2 separate regions of the Mus musculus genome follow, and region 1 is linked to region 2. The links are chromatin contacts, found by Hi-C or POLR2A ChIA-PET in ENCODE. All regions are on one chromosome and are shown on one strand. The core of a region is the stretch at or near the end of the contact, and the rest is flanking DNA. Distances in the headings are between cores, read along the strand shown.

The links. A loop is a pair of places that touch in the nucleus more often than their neighbours do. ChIA-PET counts read pairs that join two places held with the same protein, here RNA polymerase II (POLR2A).
Region 1: a map of heart shows a loop between it and region 2 (3-fold over the local background). The contact joins the promoter of Stx17 here to the promoter of Tgfbr1 in region 2. A Hi-C loop is called at or near these places in 1 of 37 maps with a recorded cell type or tissue (heart). POLR2A ChIA-PET finds 5 or more read pairs at or near these places in 1 of 5 experiments (embryonic stem cell).

Annotation. Positions count from the first base shown.
Region 1 is chr4:48,122,292-48,126,559 of GRCm38, forward strand. Stx17 (syntaxin 17) reads left to right here and starts at 2,628. Exons shown (of 8, transcript NM_026343.2): 1 at 2,628-2,667.
Region 2 is chr4:47,350,584-47,354,985 of GRCm38, forward strand. Tgfbr1 (transforming growth factor, beta receptor I) reads left to right here and starts at 2,639. Exons shown (of 9, transcript NM_009370.3): 1 at 2,639-2,813. The coding sequence starts at 2,729. Gm32435 (a long non-coding RNA gene) reads right to left here. Exons shown (of 3, transcript XR_390551.4): 3 at 1,731-3,655.

The DNA.
Region 1 (4,268 bases), core at 1,378-3,877, 770 kb after region 2:
TTTTGGTAGAATGGCAATTTTTACTATGTTAGTCCTATCAATCTGTGAGCATGGAAGATCTTTCCATCTTTTGATATCTTCAATTTCTTTCTTCAGTGACTTGAAGTTTTTGTCATACATGTATTTCACTTGCTTGGTTAGAGTTACTCCAAGATATTTACATTATTGAGACCGTTGTGAAAGGTTTTGTTTCACTGATTTTTCTTCGGTCCATCTGTCATTTATATATTGAAAGGCTCTACTGAATTTTGTGACTTGATTTTGTATCCTGTTACTTTGCTAAGAATGTTTATCAGTTATAGGAATTTCCTGGTGGAATTTTCAGGGTCACTTATGCAGACTACCATATCATCTGCAAAGATATTTAGACCTCTTCCATTCCAACTTGTATCCCCTTGCTCTTCTTCATTTGCCTTATTGCACTAGCTAAGACTTTATTGAGTAGGTGTGGAGATAGTGGAAAATCTGGACTTGTTCCTGATTTTAGTAGAAATGCTTTGAGTTTCTGTCCATTTAAGTTGATCCTGGCTATGGGCTTGCTGTAAACTCCCTTCATTTTATTGAGGTATGTCTCTTGCATCCCCGATCTCTCCAGGACTTTTACCATGAAGGGGTGATGAATTTTGTCAATGGCCTTTTCTGCATCTAATGAGGTAATCCTGCGTTTTTTGTCTTTGAGATTGTTGATACTTGACACTCCTTTTAAGCCTCTCCTCCCCAAACCCAACCTTTCTGGGGCTACTCCACTCTTTTTATAGCTCCTCTACCTTCTCATAGATACAATCACACATTTTTCTCAGTGTTCACTTTCCTGCTACATTTCTAACCTTGTGATTATCATTTAGAAGAGCCATCTCTTTAACCACCTTGAAGTTGTTTGAATTCATATCTACAGGCTCTCCATGAAAGCAATCATGTTACCAGGTAATAATTTCTTTTTTGTTTTTGTTTTTTCCAAGATGTATTCTCCTTACTGTTTTGTTTTCTTTGGATCTACTGGGTTAAGTTAAGATATCAAGAAAACTTTGTCTCGTGGCAGCAGATCTTATTATCCTAATAACTTTATGGCTTAAGGCAAGAGCACAGAGAATGGTCACACCCCTTATGTCTAAATATTGAAAGATTCAATTAAGTATTGTAGATTGTAAGTGAGGCTAGCCAAACTGTTAGATTAAATATCATTATCTCTCTACATGACACACCTAAGTTACAGCAAACATCATACAACCACCTGGAAGGCCAAAGTCAATTCCAGAGTGCCACAGCTCCCTGTTGTACTTTTTCAAAACTTAACACTAGTTATCTTTACTTCAAAAGGTCTTGTTTAATGGATTCGGTGTGTGTGTGTGTGTGTGTGTGTGTGAGAGAGAGAGAGAGAGAGAGAGAGAGAGAGAGAGAACACACATCATCTCTCAGTGAGCCTGGAGGTTACCAATTCAACAAGACCAGCTGGGCAGCAAGCTCATGGATCCTTTTGTCTATTTAGATAGTATTAGGATCATAAACATATACCACAGAGCTTGGTTTTGTATGTGGGTGCTGGGTGTCCAAACTCAGGTCTTCATTGTGAAGCAGGCACTTTACCAATTAAATGATTCCCTATTGCTTGTTTAACTGACTTTGGCATTTTACCATCCATCCTATGGCATTACCTAATACCTTTATTTTTCTCCTTGGGATGAAAATTTGATAGATATGCCTCAATCTATGAACTAAGGGTACCATAAACACTAACATCCAGTATACCCCAAAGAAAATTCAAATAGCTTAATTAATAATGAGCTTTATTTTAAAAATTGCCTTTCAAGACTTTCTTAAGCCCCTAATCTGTGGGCTAAAATTCCCCCTCTACTTCCTTTCTACCTGCAGATCCTAAGAACTGAGTTTCCTTACAGCTAACAGGAAATGTTCTTAAGACTGTTGAAAACTTCATCATCAGAAGATCCATTTCAAGCAAAGACCTGAATAGTCATATATATATTTTAGTTGGCTAGGTCTTGAGGTCAGAACATTCAGAGAGGAGAATCAATGACCTGCACACACTTCAAAGCTTGTTCTAGCAGCAGCTGGTCCAACTGGAACTACTTGAGAAGAAATTAGGAAAACCAGCTGTGAGTACAGCGCTGTCACAAACGGGCTGAACTGGAGTGAGTCACTTCCTATCTGTGCTGAGCCTCAAAGTGACCAGGTATCATTTTAATAAGGACAGACGCCCAAAGCACTGCAGCAGGCTCTGGACAAAAAAGTTTATGCCTTCTTTCATTTGTGCCTGTGGCTATTCAGATACTCCTAGCCAGTCACTCAGGGGCTCTGGGAGGCGGGGCGGGGCGGGGCGGGGAAGGATGGCACTGGGTTCCGAGCTTCAGTTTTTACACACCTAAAGAGCTAGGGGCACAAGGCCGTCCTCGCCAACAAAATTCAAGGAACACAATGTGCAGGAAAACTGTAACATGTAGAAGGTTATCCAAGTGTAAATTGTCTTAGATACAGTACACAAGACGACCCATAAAACACTTGGAATTGTTCATCCAGTGGTTGGCACACTATATTACCTCCACGCCCACTGGCCGGGTAGGGGGCGGGGCCACATATCCCGCCCCTGGAGACGCCCCGCCCCTCTCGCGTCTGCGCAGTGTGTATCGACGGCCTCGAGCGCCTAGGCGGGAGGTAAGGGGCTGCCGGGCTGCCGCCACGGGGTCGCTGGGCTGCGATGTGTCACCGCGGGCCGGGCTGTGGACGCAAGGGAGAGGCGCCGGTCACCAAGCCCGGCCTCGGGTCAGTGTGAGCGCCGGGGCCGCGACCAGAAGTGGCCAAGCCTCTCTGTTTTCAGTTTTGGAGTAGCTGTCCCTGCGGGAGCGGGGAGGCCGAGGCCCCACTGCGCTATGCCCTCCCGGGTCGCTGTGAAGAGCTGCTTCGGGCCCTGGGTCGCCGGGCCAGCCGCGCCGCTGGGGTCGTTGGTGTGGCCTGGGTGCGTCCTGGTGACTCCGTGAGGGACGACGCGACACCGGTGCCCAAGCAGGACGCGGAGAGGCCGCAGCTGCGGGGACCGAGCCAGCACTTACTCTCCTTGTACCACCCACATGCCCAAGGGGACGCATTTCCTTGGGAGATAGTGTTATCAGCAGTTTGGGACCTTTTTCCTGGAAAGGGGCTCTTTCGCTTTTAAATAACTCTTGAGTAATTTACTTCACCTTTGGGTACTTTTTCTTCTTGTGGAACCCTAGTATCATGGTACCCATATCATCTTAGTTGCAAGTACCAAGAGATTAAGTTTATAAAAAGCACTTGACACCTCTCACTGCAAATGTGTGTGCTTGGAAAATGACTGCAGGCCTGTCTTCTACACGTTCTTTCATCCATGAAACAGCAATTATTATACATGCACAAACACCAGACAAAAAAATTTGGAGTCATTTGCAATTATTGAAAAGTTGCAGAAGTTGCTGGAGGCCTTGGTGGCCCATGCCTTTAATCCCAGCATTAGGAGGCAGAGGCAGGAGGATCTCTTGACTTCAAGGCTAGCTTAGTCTACAGACTGAATTCCAGGACAGCCCTACACAGAGAAACCCTGTCTTAGAAAAACAAAAAAGAGAGAAAGAAAACTCGTACACATAGTACAGAACACTACAGCGCCCTTGTGTTAGTATTTTACATACCATCCTTAATACAGTCACAGAGAGCAAGAGATTACTATCTGGTTAACTGGGTCTCTTGGGATTCCATTCTTTTTATTAGAGTCCCTTCTGTATTCTACAATGGTATCTAGTAAGCAGCCTTACTCTTGATGGGCCTGGCGACATTACCTTTTCCAATCTGTAGCAGTATCATGACTTTGTGTGCTTTGAAGAGTCAGGAATGTTGGTAATGCCTTTCAAGTAGGAGTTTGTCTATAGTTAGTTGGGACTAGATTGTGTTGCATTTCTGTTAAGAATACCACAAGGTATAAGTACCCTTTTCAGTTTATGCCTCCATGGACCTTCCAGATGGGACCTACTGCTTGTGTGTTGACACAATCAGATGACTTAGTTAAATTTGGTATCTGGGAGATTCTCTATAGCAATTAGTAGTCCAGTTATTCCCCAAGTACTATTTATTACTTTGATACTGTAACAGCCCTCAATTTCCCTCCTTTATTGACTTCTGCTCTAAGGAGGCACTTTCCATCTGGTTTCTTTATCTGTATTCACTATTTTGTGTCAACATAAACTCCTATGATTGCTGGGTACTGATGACCCACGCCTTTAATCCCAGCACTCAGAAGGCAGAGG
Region 2 (4,402 bases), core at 1,389-3,888:
CAGAAGTCTCTAAGGCTGGAGGCTTCGACCTTTGGCTCAACCTTTCAACACAGGTGGGTTCATTCATTTTACTATATTTAAGCAGGTGAATGTCTTCTGAAGTGGTCAGGTGCCCTGTGCAGTAGAACCTCCTGAGTAGTTTATTAGCGATGCATATTCTTGGACTGCCTCCAGAGGAGCTTAAGCAGGCATTCCAGGTCCCAGACCCAAGCAGCTGAACCCAAAAAACTGTAGAGAGTCCCAAATTTAAATGGACAGGTTTTGTTTCATTCTAACACAGCTTGTTTTCAGATCTGTAGCTCATGGAAATTTCCCCCTAATATCAGAAAGATATAATTTAAAAATAGTCTGTTTCTCCTTCTTGTTCCTCAGTTTCCAAGTGAACACACTTCATTCCATGGAAAATGTCCTGGACTAGGAAATGTGTCACAGAAAAAAATCCTCATGTTGATCAGTACAGGCTTCATAAGGCAAAGCATTGGGTTAGACTCAAGGTTAACATCATGCAAAGGGGAGGGGGCAAAGTAAATGGTATTAACTAAATATTTACTATGTCCCAGACACTGTTCCAGACACATTATGTCACTAAGGCACTCTGGACTTGTGATTCAGTCCCATTTATAAGTGGGATGGGAGCTTTTAATATTTGCAACCCATTAAAGATAACCAGAGAAAAAATTCCTATGAGATTAATTATTCATGCATAGCATAAAAATCTCTTGAGATCTTATGCAAGACACAGACTAGATCAGAAAAAGAAAAATAGGGGGGGCATCTTGGCATGTGGCTGCAACCCCAGGCCTGGGGGAGGGGAGGTGGAGGACTAAGGAAGGAGGATTCCGAGTTTCAGTCTAGCCTGGTTTGCATAGTGAGACCCCCATCTTTAAAAACCAAGGGCTGGGGGCCGGAGAGATAGGTTAATAGTTAAGAGACTGCTGCTCTTGCAGAGGAAGTGGTTCCGTTCTTAGCATCCTTGTTAGGTGGCTCACAGTTCCACTCCAGGTGTCACTCCAGTTCCAAGTGATTGGACGCCCTCTTCTGGACCCCACAAGCACTACTTGCATACGGTGCACATAGGAGCACAAGAGCTGGGGGTATAGCTTATGAGTAGAGTACTTGCCTAGGAAGTACAAGGCTTTAGGGGTGGGGGTGAGGCGGGGGCAGTCACTGGAGATTTTAGGTGTGTCAGGCTCTTTATATCTCCCAGAGAGATTTCATTAGAAGCTGGTCAAATTTAGTCCCTGTAACCTCAGGGCATTTGAGCCAGGGGGGCCAGGGGAGCCAGGGGAGGCAGGAACTGATGGTTCTGGAGTCCCAGAGAGCAGGCCTGTTCAGGTTCTGGCAGGTTGAGGACTTGCTGAAGCGTGTCCTAGCTGGAGCCGAGGAGCAGTCTCAGACCCCAGCTCTTAGCCCCCACGGTTTGCTTTCATAAGCAGGATCAAACTCTTGGAAAGTGGCTATAAAGCAATTTACCAACAGCTACTAGAGGCCGGCTGATTCCTACTACGGAGCTTTATTTAATTCCGAGTTCAAATCACACAGAAAATAACATTTTCTCCTTAAAAGGTTCTGCGGAAAAATGCTGTCGGTGCCATGCGGCCGCCTCCGTGACTGTGTTTGTGTCTGAAGAAAGGACTAGTCTGACAGGAAGAATTACAAATCTGGAGCTCATTTTGGCGTCCCAGAGGGAAGGTGGGTGGAGCGTCTCACAGTAAATTAGGAATTCAGAATGAAAGCGGAGCTGAGTTTATTTGGGTTTTTAGTGACACCTCGAAATTATTACACAGGAGTGTCGGAGACAACTCAAAGTACCTATGACTGCTCCCGCTTCGCCCCGGGGCGGGATGCTTCTTCGTAGGGCAATCCTCCCTCCTTCGAAACCCGTGGGCCTCTCCGCTTCCACGCGGGGACAGCAAAGGTGGGAGGGAAGGAGGGCGGCGGGGACCCTTAGTCTGGGTCTTTTTACGGTGCCGAGACACAGAGGCCACTCGGGGGTGTGTCTGAGCTCCACCTTGGGATTCCGAAACTGGGCTCCGACTTTGAGACTGGAATTTGGGGAGAGGACGACGAGGTCTGGGGCGGACGTGGAGTGCAGAAAGAAATCGGACTGTCTTTGCGGGGAGGCTGGAAGCCGCGGGTCTAGGGTGGGGGAAGTTGAACCCCGGACAATATTGAGGGTCCGAGTGGCGAGAGTTGGGTTTTGCGGGTGCAGGACTGTGCAGGGGAAGTCAGGGTGGGGTTGGAGTAGAAGAAAAGAGCGTGCAACGGTCACAGTCTTTCCCTGAGCAACTCTCACAGGCACACCCTGCGCTCAGTCGGGACCGTGGGCTCCCTCGGGCGCGCAGACTGGGACCCTGCCCCCACCCGCCGCGGGAGCGCGAGCTGCCCGCTGTGGCTGGAGTAAAGGCGCCCAGCGGTGAGGGGGCGTGGTCAGAGGCCCAGCAGTGCGGGGGCGTGGTTAGAGGCAGAAACCCACGGCCGCTCATTGGTAGCCCAGGGCCCCGCGGGCGGGGCTCTCGGCTAGGTCCCGCTAGGGCGCTCGCGGGCGGCGGGGGAGGCGGGGTCGGCGGGAGCCGGGCAGCCAATGGGCGTACGCCCCTCGAGCAGTTACAAAGGGCCGGAGCGAGGCCGCGGCGGCGGCGGGGAGGTGGGGCGAGGAGGGGCGAGGCTTCCTGAGGAGAAGCTGCGGCCGGGGCCGGGCCGGGCCACAAACAGTGGCGGCGGGACCATGGAGGCGGCGGCCGCTGCTCCACGTCGTCCGCAGCTCCTCATCGTGTTGGTGGCGGCGGCGACGCTGCTCCCGGGGGCGAAGGGTGAGTGGCGGGCGGGTGGCTGCGGGGCGCGCGGGCCGGGCCGGGCCTCTGGCTCGCTTCAGCTCTTTCTCAAACATGGCGCGGGGCCGGGGGCGCAGGTGGCGGCGCCCGGCCGGCCGGGCGCTCCTGACCCGGCAGGCGCCACGCGAGCCGGGGCGGGGAGGAGAGGCGGGGCGGGGGCGGTGTCGAGCGCGGGTGGCGGAGCACCGAGCAGAGGCCGGCCCTCTTGGGCTCCCGGGGGGCAGCGGCTGGCGAGCCTGCCGAGGTCGGGGGCTGCCCTTAGGGGTGCGAGGCCGGCCGGGACCGTGGCCCCCTGATTCCACTGCCTAAATGCGCCCCGGCCTGAAGCTGTTGGGGCGTGGGCGGGCACCGGCGTGGAGGCGCTCCGGGGCCGGGCGCTTGGAGGGCTCCCCGGAGGGTCGAAAGGGGCGCCGTGGGCAGAGACCCCGGGTGGGCCGCACCGCCGTGAGTGCCGACGCCCGCCTAGGGCGACTTTTCTTCAACCAGGGGCTTTGTGTGAGAAGCAGGCGCGAAGATGCGCGGAATGTTCTCGCTTCGTGAGTCTGGGAAGAGTTCAGAGTCCAGTAACCAGAAGGCTGCAGATTGTCTTCTTGCTAGTAGAAACTTGAACGTTTGCTCACTCTGCAGATTTGGGAACGTTTGAATGGGAACGGTTCTGTAGAATTGATCAAATTATTCCTTTTCTCGAGGGGATCGTTGCTTTGGGTGTATCATTTCCCTAAGCGGTAGTTTTAAAACCAGACCTCTGTGTAGCTGGGGTTTGAAGGGAAATGTGTGGTTTCCCAAAATATTAAAGCCGGTCGTGATACTGGTTGTCACCTCTGGAGGGAAGATTGAAAAAAACTTTGTCAGGAACCAATTAAAATAGGAGAAAGCAAAATACTGAGGCTCGGCATTAGCAACCTGCATACAGTGAAAATACATTTTTGTTGCGGAAATTGGATAACAACATTTTAAAAAGCAAAACAAGCCAAAACAAAAGTCTCTCCAGACTGTGGATGCCAACTATGATTAAACTTAATAGTTACTGTTTATTGGGAGTTGATTATAATGCAGATGTAAAAGACACAGTATCAGAACCCTCGCAGTACCAGTATTTGTCCTGTATATTGACATGAAAACTGAGGTGCAGAAGATTAAGTTCTTAGTAAGTGCAGAAATTAGGATTTGCACTTAGGCTTTCAGGGTTCAAAATCTGTGCACCTGTTACACCAAAGTAGCATGACTCACTTAAAGAACAGTTGATATTTGATAACATAACTTAGCCATCAGTTTCTTAGTTTACTTGAACATTCTCTTTACATAGGTCTACAGTAGAAGATACAATGGGTTTTTGACATTGGCTTAGGAAGGAAATAATGGTGGACAAAGTGGGAGAATTGTTATAATTATGCATCAACTATAAGTGACCATATCTAACAGTTATTTGGGTAAAGTAATTAATTCTTTTCTACCTAAAACAAAGCAGGACACGTTCATGCATTTAGCAGTATTGACGTGGATGCTGAGAAGGCTGGTTCATGTCCTGGAGGACTTTATAGCCTACTTAGGCAATGATGTAATACAAA